Regions from separate parts of the Mus musculus genome. Here region 2 is linked to region 1. Evidence: chromatin loops called from intact Hi-C (ENCODE). Cell type or tissue: left cerebral cortex. All regions are shown on one strand.

Evidence for each region. A loop is a pair of places that touch in the nucleus more often than their neighbours do. Peaks named below come from ENCODE experiments on the same cell type or tissue, not always from the same donor. Only the 100,000 strongest peaks of a DNase experiment are listed, where the experiment ranks them.
Region 2: it touches region 1 in a loop (8-fold over the local background); 2 of 42 quality-filtered maps call a loop at or near these places.

What each region holds. Positions count from the first base shown.
Region 1 is chr14:78,532,734-78,540,733 of GRCm38, forward strand. Akap11 (A kinase (PRKA) anchor protein 11) reads right to left here and starts at 4,127. Exons shown (of 12, transcript NM_001164503.1): 1 at 3,979-4,127. In left cerebral cortex, no CTCF peak of the experiment used is centred here; DNase peaks (open chromatin) are centred at 2,916, 3,856, 4,297, 4,979 and 1 more place; H3K4me3 peaks cover 2,620 bases; H3K27ac peaks cover 2,841 bases.
Region 2 is chr14:78,586,798-78,594,797 of GRCm38, forward strand. It overlaps Dgkh (diacylglycerol kinase, eta), which reads right to left. Exons shown (of 30, transcript NM_001081336.2): 22 at 3,077-3,184; 23 at 726-839; 24 at 323-457. Among named protein-coding and RNA genes, the nearest start is that of Gm26251, 13 kb to the right of the region's middle. In left cerebral cortex, a CTCF peak has its summit at 3,768 (motif pointing right); a DNase peak (open chromatin) is centred at 3,787.

The sequences.
Region 1 (8,000 bases):
GAGACAGGTGGATTTCTGAGTTCGAGGCCAGCCTGGTCTACAGAGTGAGTTCCAGGACAGTCAGGGCTACACAGAGAAACCCTGTCTCGATAAACCAAACAAACAAACAAACAAAAAAGAGTTATTGTCAGTGTGATCATGCTGTCAAGACCACACAGTTATGTTCTTAATATTGTGCATTATCCTCTACAAGATTGTTTCTAAACAAAATCCTGGTAGATTTTGGAATCATGGAACACCTGCAACTCCCTGAGTTAACGAACAATAATGAAAAGCACTGCAGATACAGAAAGCCTCTGCCCCCGGCTTCGAGGAGCAAAACTCAGTGAGTGAATCTGACACACAAGGCATGCTGCTTGACTCACAGGAGAGCCCATATAAGCCTGCACATAGGCCATTCACTAATAGGATATATAAGGAGCAACTAAAAAAGGAAGAGTGTGAAATATGATGTTAAGGTTTGAACTTAAGAAAAGCAGAGGAGAGGCTGGAGAGATGGCTCAGCAGTTAAGAGCACCGACTGCTCTTCCAGAGGTAATGAGTTCAATTCCCAGCAACCACATGGTGGCTCACAACCATCTGTAATGGGGTTCGATGCACTCTTCTGGTGTTTGTGTGAAGATGGCTACAGTGTACTAATATAAATAAAAATAAAATCTTAAAAAAAAAAAGAAAAGAAAAGCAGAGGAAAAGCAGAGCCTTCACCAATTACACAATGACTGGAAGATGGTGCTTTCCATCACTATGGCAGTATCCAAAGATGAACTAATGAACAGATTTACTTAATGTTAAACTTGGAAATGTTACTCTCAGAATCATTCACATATCCAGAATTTAAAGCTGAGCCAAGACGAGAAGAGAATATGGGATTAACCAAAATCTAAAGAAATAATCTCCATCAATGGTTCAAGGCAGGTAAAAAGAAGAAAGCAATGGGGAACCACAATTATGTTGCAATCTAAAACGCAGGTGATAGAAATTTTTAAGAAATAGTTCTTAAACTATTGTATGGTCAGCACTAGCCTGAAAAGAAAAATGCCAATTTCTTCTCTGAACACTCCAGACGCCCAGTCCACAGTCAGCAACAAGACAGTACACAACATACTTCTGCACCATAACTGCCATCTGCCAGCTGGAAACCAACAGTTTACACATGTGCATCTAGAATTCTCACGGTAGCACTATGCCCATTATATAAACTGTTTTAAGCAGCCTGTCCAACCTAACAAACCCAAGATAACCTGTCCTGGAAAGGGACCACTGGACGCAGTTTACAACTCTACATAGCTGAGACCAAGGGAAATGCTGGGCTTGGGGGAAGAACTCCAACTCCAAGATACTACAGTACACCATAGGTATCCATCATCTGCTCCCAACTACAGACCTCCCATGTTAAAGACCTTGCTGAAGCAGTCTGAAAGGCTCAAGTCCTTTTTAGGACTACAGTGTGGCTCCCCACCCTCCATCTCCTAGTCCCATCTTCCTAATCCACACTACAACCAACCTGACAAGAAGTAGAAAGCTGACCACGACATTCTCTCGATACACAGACATTTAGAACTGAGAGTGGAAGAGCTCTGTTAGGAACCATGATGCAAAGTCAAGGTGGGTCTGATGTGAACACTCTTACAAAGCAAAGAAAAAGCCCAGGAGGTCTCAGGAGAAGGTCAGTGTTTGACAACTGAAGAGAGCATGCAACTAATAGCAAAGAACTAAGAGAAAACTTGGTGCATTTCAACCTCAAGACTTCCCAGTCTCCAGGCCACTGAGCTAGAATCACAAACTGGACCTTAGCATCAGTGCTCCAACAATATGACAAATGCCTTTTTCTTTTTTTTTTTAAGATTTATTTATTTATTATATGTAAGTACACTGTAGCTGTCTTCAGACACTCCAGAAGAGGGCATCAGATTTCGTTATGGATGGTTGTGAGCCACCATGTGGTTGCTGGGATTTGAACTCGGGACCTTCAGAAGAGCAGTCGGCGCTCTTAACCACTGAGCCATCTCGCCAGCCCCAACAAATGCCTTTTTCAAGTAAGCTAATTCTAATGGCTTTTTGATTCTGGCAGCCAAATAATCCTCAAACCATTAAGGAAGGTCAAAGAAAAAGCTCCCAGTAAGCAGAGGCTAATCCAAAATCTCTCCGCTTCCTCCTTCTGTCAAGTCTAGTCAATAATCCACACAGTCTAAATGCTTATCTCCAGGAGGTCATGTTCAATTAATTTCTTTCTGTAAGCATGAACAGAAAAAAATGAAAATATATGGATCTGCCCCATTTGCTTTTAAGATGGTAAAGCATGTTTTCCCTGTGCCAGAATGCCAGGGTATGCCCAACTTCACACAAGCTAAACTCAAGAGTTCTCTAACCTGGCTCAACACTCATTCTCTCTGAGTGGCTAATTTTTTATTTATTTATTTATTTATTTATTTATTTATTTATTTATTTAACTACTGGGGCCACTTCACAAAAAGAAAAAGAAAAAATGAAAAAAAAAAAAACAAAAAACAACACTTGGATTACCTAAGTAATTGCTCCATCCAAAGTTACTTCAATTGCTTTCCAAACACAAGACAAAGCAACCATTGCTCTAAAAGTCTGAAACCCTTGCCACAACTTAGAAAGACTAGCAACAAAGATGAGTGGAAGGGAACTTTTGCTAACTCCTTTGCCCACTCACCTAAGTTTTTCATATCTCCCTGTGTGACTAGAATTCCCCTATTTATAGCTGGAAATTTCCCTTTACACAACCTGCTGCATTATGATCGGAATTGGCTGAGTTCCTTTCCCAGACACTAAGTCTTTGGAATTAAAATAAAATGTACCATCCTTTCTCCCAAAGGATTTTCTTCTGTTTCCCTGACGAAGCCCTGGAATTCAGAGGCTTGAGAAGGCTAGCAAATCTCTCACTACAGTTCTGGGCCTCCAACTTCAGAATCTTCAACAACTGAGAAACATCACTGGGCACAGAGTATATACTGCCAATTCCTTTCCAGGCAGATCAGTTGAGCAGTTCTGTAGCTATCTACATTAGCCACAGCTCAGCTTATAAACCCACGTCTTCCCCAATTCCCTCATATCCCTTCATCCCTCATAAGTCAGTTACTAACTACACAACTAATTGCTTAATTTACTGCCAACCTATGATTCACAATCCTGCCTGGAAAACACAATCAAGTATGAATAACCAGGTTATTCCTTGAAAAAAATGCTTCTATAGTTTGAAAGATTAGGTGGGACTATTGAAAATGACATCAATCATACTAGGCTGCCTTTTACCAGCACACACACCAACACATACACACACACACACCAAGCAAACACAAAGACATTAAAACAAAATCACCTTTGCATGAATAAATACTCCATCTTTCCTGATGCCCTTATTTTATATATTTTCATACATAACAAAATTGAGTACCAATATAAATAACACTGCTAACAAGGTGAGAAAGATGCAAAGGAAAACAAGCGATTTAGAAGCAAATGGATAATCACAAGGCTATAAAAGAACTGCGAATATTAACTCCAGTATGCGCCAAGGCCATTAGCGATGTGTCTCAGCAGTATTGCTCACCGCAAAATGCCTTAATGCCTAAAGCTAAGCCACCTCCAACTAATAGGGTTTTTTTTTCTTTTCTTTTCTTTTTAAAGACCGTAGGCAGAGCTAAAGGACTGTCACCAAGCTATACCAGGGGTTTAGACTGTACTGTCACTGTGGTCTGGCCAGCCCATTTTCTATTTGATAGCGCAATTCGGATGCTTGGCCAGCCTGGAGGCGACGTGACAGCGATGCAAACAGCGGCATCTGGGGTTAGGGCAGCGCCGGGGACCTGGGTTCGGACGCTGACAGGGAAGGATGCTGCTGCGGAGGACAAAGTGCACCGTCCTCCCGCCCGCGCCCCACGCAGCGAGGCCACGGCGCCCGGCCGCAGTCTGGACCCGGCCCTCTGGCTCCCGGTTCCCTGCCCCGCTCACCAGGCGGCACAGCCTCTCAGCTCCCGGGCATGTCAGCCTCCCGTCACGGCCCGCAACGCCCGGTGGCGCGAGCCGCAGCGCAGCGGCGCTCCCCCTCGCCCGCCCCAGCCCGCGACGCCACCGCCGCCGCCTCCCCACGCCGCCCACTCACTCTCGCGAGAGCCGTCGCACCTCTCGCGAGAACGACCCCGTGGCCGAGCCCGCGCAAAAGGAACAAGGGGTGGGGGGAAAATATCTTCCCACGTGCTCTGGAGGGCAAAGCTGCGGGTCGCCCGTCACGTGACGCGGAGGCGCCCTCTCCATTGGCCAGGCGGCCCTCGGCCCGTGGGAGCTTTAAACCTCGAGCTGACCTACGAACTCTCGGCTGACGTCTTGCGCGCTTCCTGGTGCGTTGCCTTGGGAACGGCTTAACCCTTTCCTCTGGCAAGCGCCCGAGCCCAGGATGCTGGCATCCCATCCGCCACCCTTAGACCTTCCTGGGGCTGGTTTCCCACAGCCAGTGGCAGCCCACGACATCAGGGGTCCAGACACAGCCCATCCTTCAGAATGGGTCTGCCCGGTTCCCAACATCATCAGGGGAAACCACTGAGGAAGCCTTGGGCCCAATCGGAACCTCTGGAGTCAGTCTAAAGGGCAGTGCACTTCCCAACCCCACGGGCCATTGAAATTGGAAAATAAGGCTTTGACCACCAAGAAGCCTAGCCTTGGGTGACAAGCTGTGTGATTCCTGTTTAAATCAGAGGAATCGGTGCAGTCATGTTGCATGGTCTCCTCAAGGACATACGGTCCTCAAACTGGCCGAGAGATGAGAAGGACATTTTGAAGTAGATGCTCCTTATTTGTTTTATCCTCTTTAGGGGAGAGAGACAAGAAAGAGTACAGTCATATCTTCGTTCTCTTCAACAGCTTTTGGCTGCTTTCCTTACACGTTTTAGGCATAATTCCAGGTTGTCTATTGAACACTATGAAGACAAATAGATTAGGTTGTTGAGAGCTGGGGCCGGGTTGGGGGAGGGGGTGGATATCTGTAGGTGTTAACTCGCAGATTATCATCATCTGATGGTGGTGGTTACAATTGGGCCACTGCTTGGGGGTGGTGCCCTTGTGGGAGGAAAGATTCAGGCAGTGATTTGGATAGCAGCCCTACATCGCTAGCAGAAAGTAGAATAATTCACAAGCCCCAAATCCGGATCTAATCTAGCACATTTGAATAACAAGAAATAAACTTGGGATGATAATAGAGGCTAGATCCCTTACTGCTTCATCAACCAAGAAAAGAACTGGGAGTTTAGTCTACAATGAAAAGCTTTGACCTCTTAAAGGGGGGAACAATAACAATTAGTTTAAAAAAAAAAACAAAAAACTAGTAAGCTCTTCCCTGTAGAGAGTGAATTTTACGGAAGCTGAAACAACAAGGAACTCGTCCAGGTAAAAGACAATCCTGTGAGAACCAATTTCCAATGACCTTGACAGTCTCCAAAATGTGTTAAGTCAGAGCCCTAAGCGCTGGCTGCTGACTTGTATTTAAAATATGTAGATTTTTTTTTTTTTTTATCATTTTGTTGTTTTAAACTACTTGAGAAGCGAATGGCCTGAGAGGCCTCTTGCCTTTGGCTTTCTGTCCTCCATTTTCACTACACAGGTAGCCGCATCTCTAAGTTAACTCTAAACAAACATAAAATGGTGTTCTTTGTAGATATTTATTGGAGTAAGATTAGAAAAGAGGGGTTGGAGGCTGAAAAAGAAAAGAAAAGAGTTTAATTAAAAACAAAAGAAATGAGGATGTAAACACTCCACTAACTAACTAGTAACAAGCACAAAGCAAGCCTCTTTATGGTCCTGAGTTTCAACTTCCTTGTACATAAAACAAGGCCATTTGGTCTCCACACAGGCTGGCTAAGACTGAATTCCATTTTGTCAAGCTTGCCCTGGCAGAGTAAGCTGGAGAGGGAAATGAACTTTTCTGAAAGACTCAAGAGTCAGCGGGCTGAGCAGGCCAAGTGAAATCGGACCTCACACACCAACTGAGAGACTGTGACTGTGAGCCAGATACCAGGAATGCTTTCCTCAGAAATGCTGGCCTCAGGGTGTGAAAACGGAAGTAGCGCCACCTGCTCAGCCCCATGGTCCCTTCCTCTGGAGCCACTGTGAATCTATGTTACATCCACAACAGTGCCATGAGCCTGATCAAAACAAGACAACATCTGAAAGTTAACACCTTACTTTTAATAAGATTTAAGGTTACTTTTTAAGAAGGGAAAAATGTGTTAGAAGTATTATTTTAACAAGGCCTTTAAAAAAAAAATTCCCCACTCCTTCAAATAAGGTTATTTTAAAGGCTAGTTTGGAGTGCTTTTTGGAATCTGCAGCTCTCATAAATGATTAATAGAAGCAGCTGCTTGGTATTGCTAATTTAGACAAACAGAGGTCTCAGCTCTACCTTCCAAACATATTTACAGGATCATAAATCATCCGAACTCACTCTAGCAGGGAAGTGATTGTGGCCCCTGTGCTAGCTGCTTGGAATGCTATGGACATAAAGTGAAAAGAAATGTAAGACCTCCTATAGTATCCTTACTTCTTAGAGTCTTTCAAAACATCTTTTACATACACACATACACATGCATGTATATAAATATATACATATATGTAGTTTTACTCCAGTATAACTTACATGTCATGCATTTTCATGTCTTTTGTATATTCACAGAACTATGTACCAACATTATAATCTAATTTTTCAAACTGACTTTGTCCTCCCGTTTTTAAAAAACACCCATTAGCAACCAGTAACCCACTATCTCACCCTCAGTCCCAAGCGATCGCTAATAATCTTTGTTTCCATAAACTTGCCTAATCTGGGTATTTAATATTCATGAAATTAAATAGCATATGACCTTTTGTCAATTTACTCACTTAGTACATTATTCTCAAGGGTCATCCATGTAATAACATGTATCAGGATTTCATTTCTTTTTAATGACATAATGATCCTATTCTATGCATATAGCATATTTTACTCATCATCTTATAGTTGATAGATATGTGGGTTGTTTTCACTTTGGGCTAGTAATAATGTGTACTGAACATCTATCTAACATTTTGTGGTAGATGTTGCTTCCCATTCTTAATTTTTTAAAAAAAATATATGCTTATGGGGCTGGAGAGATGGGTCAACAGAGCACTGGCTGCTCTTCTGGAAAACCTAGATTAGGTTTCTAGCACCCACATAACAGCTAACAGCTGTTTATAACTCTAGTTCTGGGGGACCCATGAACTCTGTGGGCACTGCATGCACACTGACATGCATGCATTAGAGTATATGCATATACATATGTATGTGTATATATATATATGCATATACATATGTGTATATATATATGCATATATGTAATAAATCTTTGTAAAATTAAAGATCATAAATTTGTCTAGTTTACAAAGTCCTTCTTTCAGTCTGCACACACTTTCTTTGTTCCTATGGCAGGGGGCGCCTGCTCTATTTTAAGCACGTTTAGCGTACCTGCAGACACCTGTACTCATTCGCCTGCTTAAATCCTGTGGTTCTCCTTGAGGCCTGTCTAGATTTCATTACTCCCATGCTGTTCTCTCTTTCAGGGCCCAACCCTGCTTCAGACCTTGCCTCCTCACACTCTGCCTTCAGCCCTGCGCATCTTTTCTGTTTCCCTCATCTATGACTGCCCAGAATCCAGGACCTGCCCTCTCTGTTGTCACTTCTGCTGGAAGTCTTGTCTTAACTCCCTCCATGAAGTACACTCCTCTTTAGAGAGGACTCTGCCTTTTCTCTGACACACTTGCCCACATATACCAATTTTCATTTGTGTGGTTATAGTTAAGTAATGCCCATCTCTTCTGCTAGACCTAAGGATCCAAGCAGGAATCACATCTATATTTCTTAGCAGTAAAGTCTGGGTAAAAGTTACAATCTAAACTCGTGCTGGCTAAGGGTAGCCAAGGCCGAGGCCTGCTGTAGACTTGTTCTGATGCAAATTCTTGAAGAATTC
Region 2 (8,000 bases), 54 kb after region 1:
CCAGTGAGCTACATGCTTCAAACATGATACACAGTGCATTTAAGAGATAATTTACATTGCTTTCAATGTTTTCTATTTTTCATCATTTCCAACTTTTGAAATGATTTGATAAAATTCTGGAGGACAGAGAGATGGCTCATCAGTTTTAATACATTTGCAGAGGATGACAGCACACACCTTAGGGGGCTCACAACCACTTGGACCTCGAGCTCCGGGGGATCCAGTGTCATCTTCTGGCTTGTATCGGCACCGCACTTACATATACGTCCCACACCTCCCCCAACACTCACACAGTTAAACCAATCAAATGAAAGTTACGTACTCTGTCTCTGGTTAGCATCTGAGCTCTGTTTTTGTGCACAATCTTGATGATCCCTGGAGGCTGGACCCATGCTTCACCATCCACCTGCACTGGGACTCCCTCGTCGCCAAATATCGTGATTTTTACCGTACGGCACTGAAATGAAGCCAACACATTACTTGAGACCACAGATCAACCTGAGAATTCATGCAGCCTGCATTATCTGGGTTTGGGTTGACTCCACTCTAGAACAGAATGTCATGCTTTACCGTTGCAGTGACACAGTGAGACATGACAGAAAGCCAGTCATGACTTTTACATTGATATGTGTTTAAAGAAGCCCAGCAGTGTAGGCAATCTGACAGAGCTTCCTTCTATGGTCCTTACCTGTGAAATAAGGCGAGCTTTGACCTGAGACACCAACCTGTGCTATCCGGTGATGCTGCAATTTAATGACCCTTGATACTGCCATCTGCACACTGTCAAACACTGCGACAACTTCTAGAATCTTGTCATCAAAGGATGGCGCAGCAAATATCTACAAGGGAAAACTGTATTATACACATTTCCACCAACTGTTTAGGTAGAGTGAAATACTAGGCCCATAAAGCCTGCCATAAAAACATAAAAAGCAAAATGGGAAACATCAGTAAGTAATAATAGCCCAAGGAAATATTCAAGGGCTACTCAAAATAAGCATAATTTCAAAACAGGTCTCAACATCCACATGAATATGATATTCAAATGTCTCATACAGCACTCTAGACCAACATGTTTCTAAATGATTCACCTTGATATGAACTGTTAAATATTTCACATAAAATTGGTAAGATAATGTTTTTAGGAATCTACAAAGGCCCAAAAGTTGGTGGTAAAAAACATGCAAATCATGATCCTATGCACTTGGCATGTTTTACAGACACCCCTTTTTTTAAGTATTCAAAGCAACACACATTTGTGTTATTACCTTCTTAAATGATTTGTTTTTGTTTTTAATTATACACATGTGAATGTATCTGCATGTAAATATGTGCAGGTGAGACCAGGTGCCTGAAGAGACCAAAAGACTGTATCAGCTTCTATCATCTTGACACAGACTAAAGGTCACTTGGGAAGAGGGAGCCCCAATCGAAGAATTGCCTCCATCAAACTGGCTTGTAGTCATGTGACTCGGGTATTTTCTTGATTACTGGTTGATGTGTGAGGGGCTTGCCCACTGTGGGAGGTAGTCCTAGATTGTGTGAGGAAAGCAGATTGAGTAAGCCACGGGGAGACAAGTCAGCCAGCAGCACATTCCACGTGGCCTCTGCTTCAGTTCCTGCCTTGATTTCCCTCCATGGTCAACTGTGATCAGGACATAGGGGCTGAACATGCTCTACTGAGATCAGGACATGGGGGATGAACACACCCTTTCCTCCCCACGTTGCTGATGGTGTGGAGTTTATCACAGTAATAGAAAGCAAACTAGGACAGACAGCCTGAGCTGCAGGTAGTACAAGCTGCTGCTGGGTGCTGGGAATTGAACCTGGGTTCTCTGTAAGAGCAGGAAGTGCCTGAAACTGCTGAGCCATCTCTCCAGCCCTTGCCTCATAATTTAATATAACAACCTTTCCGGGCATTCTTGAGTATGGAAACAGAAATCTTAGGGAACAAAAATTCCTCAGACATACATATGATGCTTTTATGTTAAGTGCATGTTCACACAACTGATGCCAAGGATTTAAATTTAGTCATGGCCATGTATTGTTGCTACTTCTCACTCACTGTATGTAACAAATAATTATGACTGGAAAAATGCTCACTCTAAAGGAATACCCTCATTAAAAGTTGTCCTGGAAATACAAGGCCACAACTTGATATAACTTCTTCTAAACTCTGTTACCAAACCGCCTGGATCCAAGTTGCTTCACCATGGAAACTCTGTCTCTTTCTTTTCAAGGGTAAAATCAGAAAAGTAAGGTTTGGGGCTGAAGATGTAGGTCAGCGTTTTTGCAGGGTTCTACTACTAGTCTGTGCAGAGACCTTAGTTCTTATTCCTAGCTCACATACCAGATGGGGGTGGGGGGGGGGGAGGAGAAAAATGAAGAAGAAAAGGAGGAGGAGAAGGAGGAGGGTAAAGAGGAGAAGTAGGAAAGTAAATCAGGTCACATGGATGTTAAACAATGAACATAAAGCCCTTTGAATGAGTGCCTAGTGGATGTCCAGGAATGTCAACTTTATCTTACTCTACTGATTTCACAACTTCTGAATATTTGACTGGCAAAGAGTGGGCTATACTTCAGTAGAACTAGGTATCTACCCACATCACAAGCACTATACCTTACATGTTCATTTAAGCCTCAAACTGAAATCAGGGTATGATTCTTCAGGAGTCTGACATGGACACCGTTTTTTACCATACACCCACTTCAATAACTGCATTCTCCTTCTCATTCCTTTTAGAGCAACGGTAGCGTACCGCACAAATGTGACTGTGGCTTTCTTTCCTAACACAGGGAAATGTACTAAGAAAACAGAAATAGTCCCAAACCCTGCCAAGGGTGGTGGTACACACCTTTAATGGCAGAACTCTGGGAAACTTAAGACTGTAGCCATGAGAGGAAACATTGAAATAAGATGTTAGGATTCTACCTCACACCTTCCAAATACTGTAACACATTTATCATGTAAACACTGACCTGCAATTAGTTTCGTGAGGCACACTTTTAAAGCTAGGCATTCTGGGAATGTAATTACCACTGAGGACACACACACAAACCCCACTATGCTACTTACATCATCCTCTTTGGTTCCGCCCCAGAAGTTGGTGCCTCCGGCGTAGCTAGGGATGTTCAACACCGCTATGCCTTGTAGACTAGGAAGAGGTATATACTGCCCATCACACTGCAAGGCAAAGAGCTTGGAGGTTAGAATGCCTATAGTCCCAGCACTTTGACATGGATGCAGGAAGAGCAGAGACTCATGAACATCCTCAGCTACTTATTAAGTTCAAGGGCAGCCTGGGCTACATGAGACTCTTAGAGGTCAAAAAGGGCAACACTGTTACTTCAGAGCTATGGAGACAGGAAGGTGACCATGGTGCTTGCTTTCTTGTAAACACACTCTCACATTACAAAGGGTGAGGGGCTTGCCACCAAACCTGACAACTTGAGTGGAACCCACATGTATATGAAAAGAACAAAATCTCCAAGTTGTCCTCTGACACCCACACGTGTGCCTTGGTACACTTGCACATATGCAAGCACACACACACACACACACACACACACATACACACACACCATTTTTAATCAAAGCTGTACTGTTCATGTAGCTACATGCAAAGGCAAGGGAAGCTATGCATACTGGATAGCACTGTACACTCCCACCTTCTAATTCACCTAAATGAAAATTACCACTGAGATGGGAAAGGGGCTCTGTGGCTGCTACAGTAATTACACATAGCATCAAGGAACACAGTGCCTAAAGACGCCAGAAGAGGGCGATGGAGTCCCTGGAACTGGAGAGACAGATGGTCATTAGCCCATCTGAGTGCCAGGAGTTGAATTTTAATTCTCTAAAAGCAGCCAGTGCTCTTAAAGGCTGAACCACCTCTTCAGCCCCTCTCTGGATTTTTATTTTTATTTTAAAAAGCAAACTTATACAAACTGTGTTGGCACACATCTGCAATCCATACTTGTGGGGCAGAGACAGGAGGATTGCTGCAAGTTCCCAGATAGTTTAGGCAACAGAGTGGGATCTTGTTTTAAAAACACAAAACAAGGTAAAATTACTTCTTTTATATTTACAAATGAATGACTTTTCCTTAGTGTAAGCAAAACTGGCATTTTTGTCACTCCTCAATTGTATTTTAATTTTACTTTATTTTGTTTTATTCTATTTATTCTTATATAAAACATAGATGCTGAGGTGGACATGGCAGCTAAGGGGTAGGATGTCATGAGAGAATATATACAAATATGCATTTTCCAGTTATTTATTTTTGCTGACATTCGCTCTCTACTTAAAACGCACAAGACTGTATGATCACTATTTCAGTTAGAAAGGAACACTGCTCGACCCATGTAAGTCCTGCTTATTATAGACAAGTCACTGTCAATGCAAGCATACTTTAATTCAGTGAGACCTCCCATTTACACCACGCAATGTCCTTCTACTGCAAAGGTGGAGATACACGTTGTGCTTTCCCCCGGAGTTCCGTCATGGGAAGAGGGTCATAAACCTCTCCTGCTGTTCCGATAGCGAGGCTTAGATGAGCTTCCCAAGGCCACACGGCAAACCCAGTGTGTATGGGCCCACACTTCTCAGTTTGCACTGTGACTTCTGTCTCGCTCCGTGAATTCGCACCAAGCACTCTCCCATCCACTAGCACACAGAGAAGCCACACTTGGCTGGCACCAATTCAAATGCCACGCAGGAAATCCATATCCTTCCATACCGGAGGGGAAACCTTATCTGGGTAAAATAATGAATGAAAGGTGAACCCAAACAGGCCTGGTGCAGACTCTGCTCCGCCTTGGATTCCCCACCACACACAGCATCACCACGGTGAAAAGCTGTCACCCAGCCTTCCACACTCACTCTTAAAGAGTGATCTACTTTTCCTTACCGAAAAAAGGCAGAGAATTCTGAGACTTTCCATTTCACTTTTTAACATGTATCAGCATGTTTTCCTTTATTCTACTTTACTGTTTTTAGCTTCTTTTTTCCATCACATAGCATCTACTTTATTTTTAGGTAAGGATACGTAACACAGGCTGACCAGGGTTCAGGATCCTGCTACCGCCACATCTCCAGTGCCATGATCACAGGTACGAGCGACCAGGCCAGACTCATCTAGCCTGTTTGTACCTGTATGTACACAGTCTCAGCTTTAGGTTTCAAAATCAGGGGTCAGTGTCTACATTCAAAGAATGGAAAGTTGCTGATTACAAAAAAAAAAAAAAAAAAAAAAAAAAAAACCTATCGTTTGACATCCACTAACTAACCTATGGACTTAGCATTACTTTCTGTTACAAGTGCATGCAACAAGACAGGCATCACCAGTACTGCGACTACATGGTCTACAGGCATGCAGACTGCATCAAAGTCTAGGTATTTCAGATATCATTTCGTTTTTATTATCATTTGTCAGTCTGCTTTTCTGCCATGCCACTCGGGTGTCAGAGCACTGATGATATACTGCTCAAGGGAGGAGAAATGCAGAGGTGCCAGGCTGCATGTCTGCCTTACCACGACTATCCAGGTGCTGATTCTAATGCCTATTGTTCTCAGTTATAAGACTTATCAGGATTTTTAAATCTGCTTTGACCTGGCCAGTTCATCTGTCTGATAGCATGGTTCCACTTGCTCCACAATAATTGTTCATTTAAGTGTGCATGAGAGCATGCATGTATGCACACATGGGCAGGCCGGAGGACGACTTGCTGTAGTCAGTTCTCCCCTCCAACCATGTGAGCCCCAGGGACTGAACTCTGGTCATCGGGCTCAGCAGCAGGCACCTTTACCCACGGAGTCACCTCACAGAGCTCTCATTTGTTTGGCCCCACTTTGGAACACTGCATGAATTAGATACAGGTTCCATTTTTATTTGATTGGTAATAATGAAATATGTTAGTCTAACAAAAATACTTAACTGATGTTTATACCATCCATTATATCTACACAGCTTACTTAATGTATTAAAAACTTTATTAAAGTGACCCATCGTATCAGCACACTGTCAAAGGATCCACACCATCAGGGTCTTTTAAAAACAAAGGAAAGAGCTCTAGGTAAGATGTCTTCTTTAAAATTTGGATCAGCAACAAAGAAGGCTTCCAGTAACAGAGGCCATTCAGCCACCCAGGCTGACAAGCAGTCTTTCTGCTTTCACTTTTGTATCCAGTACTCTATAAACTACATGTGAGAGTAGACACTTCATTATACAGCAGCCTTTGGGTCAGGGCATCTACTATGGGCTAAGAGAGCATTCGGAACATGCATGAGGTTGGCAAGCCTATAAGCTGTTTAGGTTATGTCATGGTTTGTATATGCATGGCACAGGGAGTGGCACTATTAGGAGGTGTGGCCTTGTTGGAGTAGGTGTGTCCCTGTGGGCGTGGTCTTACAACCCTCATCCTAGCTACCTAGAAAACAGTCTTCCACTAGCAGCCTTCAGATGAAGGTGTAGAACTCTCAGCTCTGCCTGCATCATGTCTGCCTGTATGCTGCCATGCTCCCGCCTTGGTAAAGAATGGAACCTCTGAACCTGTAAGCCAGACCCAATTAAATGTTGTCCTTTATAAGACTTGCCTTGGTCATGGTGTCTGCTCACAGCAGTAAAAACCTAAGTAAGACAGGTTATAAGTATTAAATGGTTTTAGAGTTGTTTTGTTTGCTTGCTTTGTTTATTAAAGAAAGGGTCATTCAATACAGCCTTGGCTGGCCTGAAACTCCAGGCCTGAATGTGGGCAGCTGCCCTGCTTCCAAACCAGAAGAGCTGGGATTACAAACATGTGCCACCACACCTGGCTCTAAATTTATTTTTTGAGTCTGTCCCCTCCAACCCCCAATTTATGATCAGATTCATCTGTAAGGAACAGAGGAAGCACTGAGTGAGTAAAATCCTGAGTGACTGTGTGTTGTCGACAGAGACACAACCATGTCAAGGATCCTGTAGCCTCAGGCTTGGAGGTGTGGCAAAGCCTTCTGCAAGGGACCAAGGGCTAGTGTAGACAGCCTATGCAGAAAACATTCACCATGGCTTTCTGTCCCTAGACACTTCCTGCCTGAAGCTGCACCCTTACAGAGACAGCTCCTACCAAGGTTAGCTAAGCCTGTCTCCTGTATACCATAAATCCCACCTCCCCGTGCAAGCCAAAATGTTGCTGAATTCCTGAGGTGCTCAGCTCCTGCAGCTCAGAGCCTGACCCCCAATCCCAGCTTTCTGTCCATGTATCTTTCTGTCATTTCTTCATTCCCTCATGCCCCAATCAAGTCGGTTCCTGGAGCCATGCAGCAACATGTCAGTCATTGGGGCATCTTCCATATCAAATTATCATTTCCCTGGTACCCACTTCTGCCTTGAGACAGTGTCAGCTACTGTGTTACGAACTAAGGGTAACAGCAATAATTACAACTAACTGTTCTTAAGGAGTGTGGCCACCTGGGGCCAGGGATCAAAATGAAGGAACGCATACAATTCATACAAGGGCACCTTACACTGACTTGTGGTGGGACTGTGGTGGACAGACTGGTAGCCTTTCACCTAGCCATCTGTAGTTTAATTTTACAAGCAACCATGAATCAAAGCAGCTGATCACCTAGTGATATTCCTAGGGTGCCAAGGAGCATTGGGCTTATCGTTAGGACATTTAGCTGACAGTTAGCCTACAACCCACTGTTAGGATAATGCCAAGACAACAGTACTCAGTTTAGTTAGATTACCGGAGTATTTAAGACTTGAGAGTTATAAATTCCTCTGTATTAGTGATATGCTTTAAATAAAAATACCTGATCACAAAAGGAAGATAGAAAAGATATGCCCTGGACAAAAGATAAAAGAAAATAAATTTACTGTTATTGATATACTTCAAAGACTCCCAATCATCTTTTTCCTGCTATCGCAAGAGATTCAGTAACTTTTGTTATCCTGAAGTTTCTACTTAAATTAGAAAAAAAATTGTCAAAATCTTATTTTTTAACTGACTTGTTAGAA